Linked DNA regions of Homo sapiens: region 2 is linked to region 1. The links are chromatin contacts, found by Hi-C or POLR2A ChIA-PET in ENCODE. All regions are on one chromosome and are shown on one strand. The core of a region is the stretch at or near the end of the contact, and the rest is flanking DNA. Distances in the headings are between cores, read along the strand shown.

What was found. Hi-C counts contacts between places; a loop is a spot of excess contacts on that map. ChIA-PET counts read pairs that join two places held with the same protein, here RNA polymerase II (POLR2A). Pooled maps may share reads with other maps.
Region 2: a loop to region 1 is called in a map of GM12878, with 4 times the contacts of the local background. The contact joins the enhancer-like site here to the promoter of MEF2C-AS1 in region 1. A Hi-C loop is called at or near these places in 1 of 168 maps with a recorded cell type or tissue (GM12878), 36 of 37 single-sample maps with no recorded cell type and 8 of 50 pooled maps. POLR2A ChIA-PET finds 5 or more read pairs at or near these places in 2 of 52 experiments (B cell and activated B cell).

What each region holds. Positions count from the first base shown.
Region 1 is chr5:88,881,086-88,886,890 of GRCh38, forward strand. MEF2C-AS1 (MEF2C antisense RNA 1) reads left to right here and starts at 2,245. Exons shown (of 10, transcript NR_136219.1): 1 at 2,245-2,400. It overlaps MEF2C (myocyte enhancer factor 2C), which reads right to left and starts at 2,099. Exons shown (of 11, transcript NM_002397.5): 1 at 1,870-2,099. RefSeq lists an enhancer at 3,157-3,206.
Region 2 is chr5:89,340,223-89,346,027 of GRCh38, forward strand. All of the region lies in intron 7 of MEF2C-AS1 (MEF2C antisense RNA 1), which reads left to right. Among named protein-coding and RNA genes, the nearest start is that of LINC02161, 240 kb to the right of the region's middle. RefSeq lists an enhancer at 2,619-2,668. Within about 2 kb of position 3,634, at least 3 of the 41 ENCODE cell types and tissues checked have a DNase peak (open chromatin) inside an H3K27ac peak, as active enhancers do; they include B cell and GM12878, where a contact is called at or near this core.

The DNA of each region.
Region 1 (5,805 bases), core at 995-3,494:
TAAAATTTAGTAAAATTTGAAGTAAAGGTAACAGCCACCTACTGTCTCTTTGACGGGAGAACCAAATTTTAAGCAAATGTTATGTTTAAAGACTGTTTTGATGAAAACTTTTAGAATTGAGTTAGTAGCAGAATACATAGCTAAATGTACTTTTCTACAAATAGAATGAGATATTTGATTTAAAATATTTCTTTCCTCTTGAAATAGGATGTTAGATAGGGACATCTCATTTTACCTATCAAGTTCTGAGTCTTGCTTTAGAACTACTTCTTTTAACTTAATTTCATGCATACACTGGAAGACAATAATATGGCTTTTTAACTGCATTATCTTTAGTTGAAACTGATGGAGAAACAAAAATACTGCTTATACCATATTGGTACATGCTGAATGTTTTTAAAGACTAGCCAAAACTGACATTTTTTAAAATTAAATAAGATGTTTTAGTTTCAAATTAGAGATTGTTGATCTATTTAAAGCTAAAATTGGTATGCAATACGAGGTTAAACGGGGTTCACAGGTGGTCACATTTCCATGTCCTACCAAGTCTCTAGGGATTGGAGTTATTATACTCCACATAAACATCTTTACTCTGCAACCACAATTCCATTGCAAGGTGCCAGTGAAAGTAGGCTAGTCGCTTTTTTTTTTTTTGGACTGGTATAATGAGGTGGCTGGAGTTTCCTTTATAGCACTTAGAAATTATATGCAGTCCCCAAGCATTTCATAAGACAGTTACTATTAGAGTTAGTTTCAGATTCACAATAGTAAAACGCACTTTGTGTCAAAGCAATTCTCCACTGAGGACCGGTTAAGGAACTGGCAGAGAGCCCAATTCTACTTAGTCTACTGTCAGCATTTACATATAAAGTATTTTATACAAAAGACACGCATTCCTAAAATGTGACAAAAAAAGGCTCTCCCCAAAGAATGATAACTACTGGACTTAGAATAGTCAGAAGTGATTCAGATATAAAATTTCCTTTAAAAAGCAATAGCCATGTTCAGGGAAGGAAGGTAACATTAGCATTAAATTTAAATACTTCCACAATATTTAATAATAAAATAAACAATGTGCCACATCTATATATACTTCCTTTGTGACAAACTTTATCATCGAGTTTGGTAACTTTCATTCCAAGTCCAAAGAGAAGGCAATTTAAGTGACTTAACCTTGCTTGCTTTTAAACAGCTATGTATTTGACTTGACCTGAACAGCAATCCATATGCTGAAATCGAACGTGAATTGTGAAATGTGTAGACTACTATGGCAGGGATATTACTTTTTGTCCACACCAATTAAGAAGCCCTCTGTCAAGCCGGCACTTTGGTGAGGGAAGGAAATGCACAAAGGTATACTCTGACAGACAGCCATGCTTTAGGTCAAACTAATCCCAAGAATTAGTGGCTCAGAAGCATAACCCAGGGCAAATCAGTGTCTTTGGGGGGACTCATGGGAGCATCTTTCCACAGTGAACTAACTGCTAAATCTTAAGGCGTCTACTTCAAGGTCACAGAACATGCTGTGAAATATTAAAATCCACCAGGCTCCACACGCTCCACCATATCAAACATGCTAATGACGTGAACTAACTTCATGAAACTTTAAATACACTGGTGTGACAGGAACGAGTCAGGAGTGATTTCAATAGCTGATGGCAAACGGATACGACTATCTAAAAAGTTACTTTTAGCAACAAACAAGGAAATCATGGAATCTAACGAAAAAGAATGCACAACGAGCCTCAACTTCAGCCTTCAAAAAAGGCACAGGGATAGATAGACACAGTGCCGTGGAATATATTGATGCAGATTTTAGAGACAATACCCGGGTTTTCTATTTCCTCGAGAAATATCAGGGGTACTTACATGAAGGAAGACCCGATCAGATTAGTCCTTGGGATATTTTCCTTTCTTAAGAGAGAGAGAGAGAGAAAAAAAAAATAACAACAATAATCTTTACTTCGTCCAGCGTTGAAGTGCTTCTCCACCTGATTCAAACATGCAGCCACGGCGACCCACACAGAACCTTCAAAGTCAATCCAATAGCAGCCCGAAGATGTCTGGGTGTACGCGTGTGCTCAAGTGTCTGTGACTGCGAGCAGAGCGAGCAGAGAGCTGGAGACGATGTGTGCGTGTGTGCGCGCGCGCGAGGGGAGCGCGCGCGAGGGGGGGGGCGCGGGGCCGCGCATTCGCGCGCGCCGAGGCCGCTCGGAAGAGGAGGAGGAGGAGGAAGAAGGAGGAGGAAGAGAAGGAGGAGGAGGAGGAGGAGGAGAAAGTGGCTCTCAGCGGCCGGTCGGATTAAAAGTAACCAGACTCGTCCAGAAAACTGCGTCCAGGAAGGAAGTGACAGAAGACGAATGGGAAAAGGAGAACAGCTCACAGCGTTTGAAACATCGCGTAAAAAAGACTGGGGGTGGTGGGGGCGGGGGGGATTGAAGGATACTGGGAGGGGAGGCGGGGGTGGTAGGGAAGACGGAGCACGAATGGTTGGGGTTCTAAGCAGCACGTCCGATGAAATGTCTTTTGCCTCCTTTTTTCCCCCTTTATTTAATTTTGTCCTTGCCTTTGCTTCGCGCTGCCTTTTTCTCTCCGTCTCTCTCTCCCCCACAATCCCAAACCGTTGACTCTTTCCTCGCGAGCTGGAGAAATCATCAGTTTCACTCTTGCAAAAGGGGGGCGGGACTAGACCTCGGAGCATTTTAATAAAACAAACATACAGCAGCTCCCTCCTCACCCCTCCAGTCTCAACTAGATTGATAAATTACTCCACTACACTACTTTAATTATGTATATGGTATGCAGAATAAATCACTGAACATCAGTACCTCAATCAAGCACTTTTAAATGATAATTGCATCTTGGTGAATCAATCTTTCCATTCCTGACATTTTGCTAATTTTAGTTTTACGGTGGGGTAATAGCACATGCCATACGCAAACCTAATGACAATTCTTTATTGCACGAAATGAAGACAACACGGCGAGCTGCGGCTCCCTGCTCCTCTCGCGGCGCCTCTGCGGAGGACGCTCGGAGAGAACCTAGTCTCCCGCTGCGGCGCGCTCGCTTGCTCTCCGGGGACGCTGCGAGCCAGCCAGCAGGAAAGTCCTTCTAAAGTCGGGATCTTTCCTCTGACCAATAGGAGCGCGACCCTAATAGTTGCTCTTGTGACTTTTCCCCCTTTTGGACACGCGTTAGCCACTTCTCTCTTCCACCGGTCGGTGCGCTCCTCCGTTACTCACGCGTAAAAACCACGGTCCAGGATGTCTGCAGCACTCGATTCCAGCGTGCTTTTCCTGCACGCCCAGAAGTCGCGGTTTTCACCCTGAGAGGTTGGAGCGCTAGAAAGCGAGCCGAAAGGTTTCTCTAATGTTAGTAATGTACGAAATAATAAAATAATTACCAGTATTTGAGATCTCGACTTCATCGCGGGGCCATGAACTTTCTAATCAGTTTGGAAATATTTACCGAGGAAGCAGCTTCCTCGGAGTTCCCCCCCTCCCCCCACTCTATCTTTTCCACACCTTACTGGACTTCATCCAGGTCATTAACATGTAAACCAAACCAACTTCCCAAATGCATTAGGCTACCCTAGCCGATAGCTGATGACTTCACTTATCCTGAAGAGTTTCAGCTGCACAGGAAGCAGAAATAGAGACTGATAAGGGAGGATACTTATGTTAAGGTTAAAGCATGATAAACACTTTTCCTTACAAAAAAAAAAAAAAAAGGCTTTAATATTTAGGCTACTAGAGATTGGGCACCTCCCGCCCTAACCAACTGTTAATATATACCATGCCCAATAAAGCCAAAGATAAAATACATCAACTAGTATAGAATCATGAAAAGACAAGATTGCATGCCAGTAGAATTATAGATTACATAAAATGTTTAAACCAAACTATTTTTTAAAAAATATTGTGAAAGCAAGAAGGGAAAATTAATAGAACATGGAATATATGAGATTAGACAATAGTATATTGAAATATCTAGCTAACTAAAGATTTCCTCACTTTAGAAAATTCCTTTTAGCACTACGTTTAACCCAATGACTAGTTGTATTTCCTGTTAAGTTCAGCAATATGCCTCCAGATGACTATTTTAATATATGAGGACAGTATGGTTCAAAAAGCCTCCTGCTTCAATGTAGGAGGTATTTGATGTGAGTAGCTTCTCTCAGAAGAGTGGCCTCAACATTTAGGCAACTGTCCCAAGGCTTCACTTGAAAGGGGAAGGTTTATTTTATAGGCAAGTACAACTAGATCTGAACAATCTTCAAGTTCCAGCTCATCATTGTGACTATCAGCAAAACTAAGACCATTCCCTCCCTTTTATTATAGGAATGCATCACAAACTGTCACAAAGCAAAAACCATCTGAAATAGTAGTATTTCTTGCAGATTAGTATTTACAATGTATTTTGTTTGCCGGTTTTTCAAATGTTGAGTTTGCCATTACCATGAATTCATTTTAATAATATGGCAGAGAACATCTGTATCAGGTTTCCATTCAAAGTACAACTTCTCTGAAAATCCAAAAATTTAAAGGGCAAAGATATTTCGAATACTAAGATATGTCTATATATGGTGGTAAAAATAAAATTAATTTTCTTCAAGATTCACGAAGGTCCTGAAAAAGCAAAGCATTTGAAGGACCATCTAAGTTTATTGCCATAATACCTAAAATTAATGCAGTGAGTTACAACAGTCTATTTGACATGAGCAAACACATAGCCAATACATGAATTTCAGCCCTGCTGTTTTTAATGAATTATAGAGGGTATTTCTGTTTACCACAGTACACTTCAGTTTTAGATGTTCTTTCAAAAAGAAATTATTTTATTTTACCTTTTCATATTTTAAATAATTATTTAATAATACCCATTATAACAAACCCATAATTATTAATGATACTGCAAGCATTCAAAAATAAGTATAACCCCACACTGGATAATTTGAAAATAATTTGGATCTGGAATGTATCACAGTTGGCCTTTTAAAATACAGGATTTTCCCCTCAGCAGATTTAGCTTCTTAATTATGTGTGACCTAAGTTAATATTACCATTAGTTTTCTTCCCATGAGCCTTTACAGTTGAAGCAGAAGAGATATGAAGAAATATACATTAGAAAATCACCTGAGATTTAAAATTATTCATGAGTAATCCACAAAGTAGTTAATCCAGAGTGTGCTTTGTATTCTTTAAATACTTCTGGACTTTTGGTTTCTGTTTCTGTTTTTGTTTTTTCTTTAAAATCATCCTGATCCTTGCCATCTAATGATACTTGGTTAGGATCAGACTATTTTCTCATGTAGGGAGGAGCTTGTACTAGGTGTCAGGAGACCTGGATTCTCTATCTAGTTCAAAATTTGTGCCTTACTAAGGGATTTGTCCTTTCTAGGCTTCAGTTCGCTTATGTGTTAAATGAGTTCTGTAACCTATTCCAGTTCTATCATTGGAAAACAGAAAATGTTTCTACCCTTTAAACCAATTGGAAGGTAGGGTCTATCCAGTTAAATAATAGGTGACAATTCCTTTAAAAGAAAATTATGTCTGGGATTGATGTACTACTGTACCAGCTTTTATTTTTTTCTAATCACCAAATATTTCTCCTACATTAAGTTGTAAATGCTTTATTGTTAATGTAAATATAGAGTCACTTGTTTTTCCCTCAAAAGAATTATGTTTAGCAATATATTTAATTAAAGTGTCATAGAAGTTACAGAGAGCATGCTCCTCGGGATTTTAACTCCAGGGAAAGCTAATATTGCAATTTCTGTTCAGAGCTGCATACCATCTTACTCCA
Region 2 (5,805 bases), core at 2,384-4,883, 460 kb after region 1:
TTATTGACTGTAACAGTGAGAGTCTTGCTGGTGCAATAGTGAGGGTGCTCTTGTGAGTACCTGACAGTAAATCAAACAGCAGAGTTCTGAATGTTTATGAGCTGACAGTAGTTTGGTGGCATATGCCTACACTGAGTAAATGCAGAGTAATTTATTTAAAAATAAGCTTTGAGAAAGAGTTGTTCAATATTACTTTTCACCTTTCTTATAATCTCAAAGTAGATTCTTATTTTTTTCATTCTGAAATTTCTTAGGAAATATATTTCAAATTAAGTGTTACATTACTTTGTAGAAGAAATTACCTTTGTTTCATGTGGTTAATATCTATGAAGCCCAAAATGTGAACAAAGAGCCTCAGATATCTGGAAAAATGACTTCCTTTCAAAGTTTTGAACTATAGTACTTCAATGTTTCAAGTTGATAAATTATGAGACAACTCCTTCTTTCAATATTTATATTAAAATCTTATAGCTGTCACCATGGAACAAAAAGACCCTTTAAGTAACATTTTTTCAAGAAGTCAGTGCCTAAGTTTGATGTTCACTTTCTTGCAAAGATAATAACTTTTGCTAATTTACAAACCATTTTCAGTAGACTATCTCCTGTCTAAAAAACTTCAATGTATTAAATATTTTCATTCAATTTCTGTGTCAAATTATTGCATGGAAATAAAAATATTTTAAAAACCAAAATTATCATGATCTGCTTATTTTCTCCATATATCTAATTTATAAATTATATGTTTATAAATTTGCATTTTGTAGTTCTCATGATAAACCTATAAGATAAATATTATTATTTCTATTTTAATGTTGGAAAACTGATACTTAGATATTTAAGTGACTTGAACATCTTACAGGTTGTAAATAACAAAATTGAGATTGATTTTATTATTTTATTTTTTTCAAAAGTGAATGACCTCAACCCCTCTTGCTTAACAATTTGTGGTATAGTGTAAAACATATGGACTATGGACAGAAAAGTTTGAAGTTGGATCAGTAAGAATTGAACATTGAGTAAAAGTTTTAAAATACCTTTAATTGTTCAAAGACCAAAGATGGATTTTTGAAAAACAACATCAACTTAATACAATGTACATTTACTGTTACATGTAGAAGGACATGTGGATTATCACTGATAAACTAATATTCTGCTAATTTCTTTTTTGTTCAATTTTTTTTACAACTGTCTGTCCCTGATAGCTTTTGTTAAAACTATGTGGCAATCCTAGTTGATCTGAACTGAAATAGAAAAGGTTCATGAGAAAATAAAAAGCTAGACCAACTAAAACACAGACTGAAATGAAAACAAGATCTTTTAGGAGAACGGTCAAAAAACAATGAATTGGTCCAAAATGTAGATAAAGGAAAGTTCATTTAAAAAAACTGATCAATAATGCAAAAGTTAGATGAAAACAATTAAAATGTATTACTCTCATGGTAGTAAATATGAATTAAATATAAAAATTTGGGGACCATTATAGTGAAAGTTTGTTTCTTATTTAAACACTTTAAATTAATCCAGTATTATTATTAATTTTAGCAATATAGGATTTGTTTTCTGCTCCAACCCAATCTGGAAGTATCTTTTTCTGCAAAAATAGAGGTGTTACAAACACTCCTTATCAATACAATTTAGACAGAACCCAGAGATGGTTTAGCAAGTTTCAGGGAGTCCATCTACAGCTACAGAGGGAAAACATAATTTCCCACCATAAAAAGTAGCAGCGAGCATAGTGCAGGGTGTTTTAGATAGAAGGAAAAAACCTCCTGGCAATATAATTGATAAAAATTATGCACTTAAAGTAACTTTTGAACAGTTGCAAAAGCAAATACTGAATATCTTTTGTAAAGAGCATATGTGATCTGAAACCAAGAAGACAAATCCCAGCTACTGCTGCCCTGGGAGAAGAGCTGTATGAGGCACACAGAAGAGAATGAACATCACCCACATGCCTTTCATATATTTATAACTTCCCATTTCATGGTCAAAACCAAAAACATCTTGACAGTAGCTACTGGAGTGGGTAACTTGACTTGGTGGGTTTCCCCGAGTCTGAAACTTTATGTCAATAGTTTGATGGCAGAGATACATGGTAGTGTCTCCTTTATAACCAAAGGGACTTGTTAAATAGATGCAATAAAAGCTTACAGAAATACATAAGGCATTATTAAGTCATGCATTTCTTATACGTAAAAACTTCTGATCTTATTGTTTATTTTAGAAACTTCATGCAAATGGGAAGAAATTGGGCTGAATGCATTCACATAGTATAAGATACTATTTAAAGAGAGAGGATAGGCAAACATGAAACTGAAATTTTCATAACAAAGAAAAAGATAAAAGAAAATAGTTACCCTTTGTTTAGTCTCTGTTAGAGAACAAATACTCATAATTAAACTGTAACTGGAATCAAAATGTAGTTTGGGATAAACAACCTAACTGGCCTCCAAGATAAATTACAGTACTCATTTCTCTATTGTTGGTTTGTTTTCTCCAGTTTCACCAGGAAGCAGGACTGTGGGGATTCTGTACTTGTATGTCACCACTAAGCAGCTTCTTTCATGCCAACAAGCTTAGTAACTTGTTTGAGTCTGGCCACTTGCACACCATCTGGAACTACTTCACATTCTTATTACAAAAAAGAGAAAGAGAAAAAAAGAATGCATGATGCTGCTGTGTTGCCTTTCATTTGTAGAGTTTGCTGGGCATCTTCCTGACTCAGGTGTTCATTCCTCCTGGAGTCACCCAACCAACCATAATATAGCTGACATTAGGTTCAACCACAGAATTAGTCCCTAGAAATATGTGAGTTCTGAATCTTGTGACATTCCTCTAGATTTCCAAGAAAAAAAATGTAGTTTTATTTTTAAACATTTAATTTTCAGTCTTTTGTGGGTTTCAATTTGTATTCCTCAATTTGCTGTAATTCTTCTGAAGATATAACCAATTTGTGAGGAAATCTGACCAAGGAAGTTTGTTCTAAAGGAGAAACAGCTTACATGGTATGTGTTTTGGCTTATAGTTTGCCATGGGTTGGGATGGAGTGTAGGTAGGGTGGGGGTGAGATAGGGAGAGGGTGAACAATGTGTCCATAGAGAGCTGAAGCTCTATTTTAATCAGGGATACCCCTTTCACCAAAATGTTTGTCGGTGCTCTACTAGTTATTCGTTTCTTAGGATAAACTAAAATGAAGAAACTAATAAAAAAGGTTCTTAGGTTAAAGCTTCATCTGTTTAAAATTTGTGGAAAACATATCTATTCATGACTTTATAAAATGCAAAAGTTTTAATACACACTTAATATTTTGATCTATAACTAACATTGAATAGTTTAATACAGAAAAAGAAAACTTTTGATTATATAGTGCTTATAGTGTAAAGAAACCTCCAAGTACTCTCTTTGAAAATTATTAACCTTAACTCTCCTGCCAGATTTTATGATTGTTTCATTTTCATACCGTTGCAAAGAAAAGAAGAGACCTTCTTTCTTGTTGACCTCCCTAGAGTAGGGGGTCAGTAATTAAGGCACACGTGCCAAACAGGACCCAAGGACTTATTTTCATTGGCATTCATGCTAGTAGACTCCTCTTGAGAGAATAATCACCAGCTGCATTTTGCAACATGTGAGAATGTGTGGGTGGAATAACCACTTCCCCACTTATCTTTTGCTAGTCTCAATATCACTATGCCCCACCTGGCTCACGAGAAGAACAGGTGCTACAAGCTAGGCTCACCACTTGTTTAAAGGATGTTAACCCCCAGCTGGGCCCACAGCCCGGTACTTGGTCCATTATCAGAATATGGGAGGTGTTGTAAAGTGAGAAAAATAAAACCAGTATTTATTGAGCAGTTTATACCTGTGAGACAGTCTTTATAATCTTCAGAGAAGTTAAAGAACTTTTCCAGGATGACAGAGTCACAACAAGTTTGGGTGATTTGAACCTATAGCTTCTAATTCCAAAGTCTATTATAATTTCACTATATATATTTCCATGTCTTCCTAGAAGAAAACAGCTATTATTTTTCAGAAGAAATATCTTAAACTGTTATCCTCAGAAAGCAGTGTTCCAAAGGCTGATAATTTGTCATAAAAGAAGTGTGTTGTGATAAACTGTTTGGAGATCTGTGAGTTAAAATTCAATCTCTCCCCACATAGACTTCTTGGAGCCTTTAGTATGTAAAAATGCATTGAGAATCTTTGAGAGAGATCAGGATGGCTAACTTATTTTCATGTGATGCATCTGTTAATACCTCCTTGAATCTGTATGCTACTGAATGGCATGGGAACTGCTTTGAAATGTCTAGGAAGTCCATTCCACTTATCATGGGTGAAAAATGACTTTGTGCATTTGGATAATAATTATAAATGATATTAAAATAATCATTTGTGATATGAAAAAATAGAATAGAGAAAGATTATTTATCTATGCACTACAAAACTTATTAGTTGAGTTTGAGGTGACCTATTTATTTGATATTTGAATGTGACATCTTTATTTTCTCAACAAAATTTTAATTGGCAATGTGTTCTCATGGCAACAAAACTTATCACAATTCCAAACAAAGAATGAATGTGTAAGGACTAAAGAAAGCTTTTTGTGAATACTGTTCTACTTGCAGGAAACTGTTAATTTATTATTAAAAGACAATTTTTAGTGCCTACAATAAGCCATCCATGGTAGTAGATGTAGAGAAGAACTTAACATGGCCTTTGAGGGCCTCATTGCCTAAATGGAGAAACAAGTTTACTACAACAAATAAAACAAGCTCCTTTTGAGAGAAAGTATCAGCCTATGTTCCCAAACTAGCCCATATCAGCTGCCTATATTACATAGCCAATTCAATGGTAACATTATTCTTGTGGCCTGCTGAGGATTCAGTAGAAGTCAAAATTTGTCATGAGTTTTCTGTGTTTGAGGCAAAAAATATTCCTCGCTCCCAGTGTTCTTGGTCATTAATGATCTTTGTAAAAATTTTGATCAGCCAGCTATTGGTTTGTAGGCTTTTTGTACCCCACCCTGAAAGGTATAGGTGCTCCTTCATCTATCCCTGGGACCTGGGTGTGGATGAGGAGCCCAGCCTGTTGTACCTGATAGCTGGCTGCAGACTGTCCTCAGAGATCTTTGCTTAGGAACACTGGATCCCACTTCTGTTTTCTTATATTCTACTCTTCCCTCTGCTCCCTCATGAATTTGATTTTGTGGATACCCAGTGCCTTATTTGGTAATAATACCAAATACCCCTAATTTTTCTACTGTATTCTTTCTTACATGTCATTGCATGCTTTGTTTATGGCAGGGTAACCTGTACCAACACCCAGCTTATAGACACAAACCTATACACAGAGAACTAGGGAGGACTGAAAAAACCCTTAAGAAGAAAACCTTAACTCTGTCTGGAAGGTCAAGAAAATATCAATGAGACCGTTTAAGCAGTCTTGGGAAATGAATGAGAATTGTGATAGGTAACACTGAGGGTGGTAGTTGGAAAGAAGACATTCTAGACTGAATGAACACCTTATGTAAAAACACACAGTGAGAGTGGTGAACAGCAAAACTGTTATATGACTAGAACATAGAATGTTAAGGTAGGATGTGGTTGAACATGCCAAAAAGTGTGCATAAACACATGGACATTAAATATCAAAAAGATTTTATATAGAAGTAACAAATCATATATAAATCTTAGTAATTTTACTCTGGCATTGACTTAGAGGGTACAAATTGAAGGTAGGTATGCCCTTATTTGAGAAATTATGTGAGTCTGAACTTAACAGTTGAACCAAGATTGTACTACAAACATT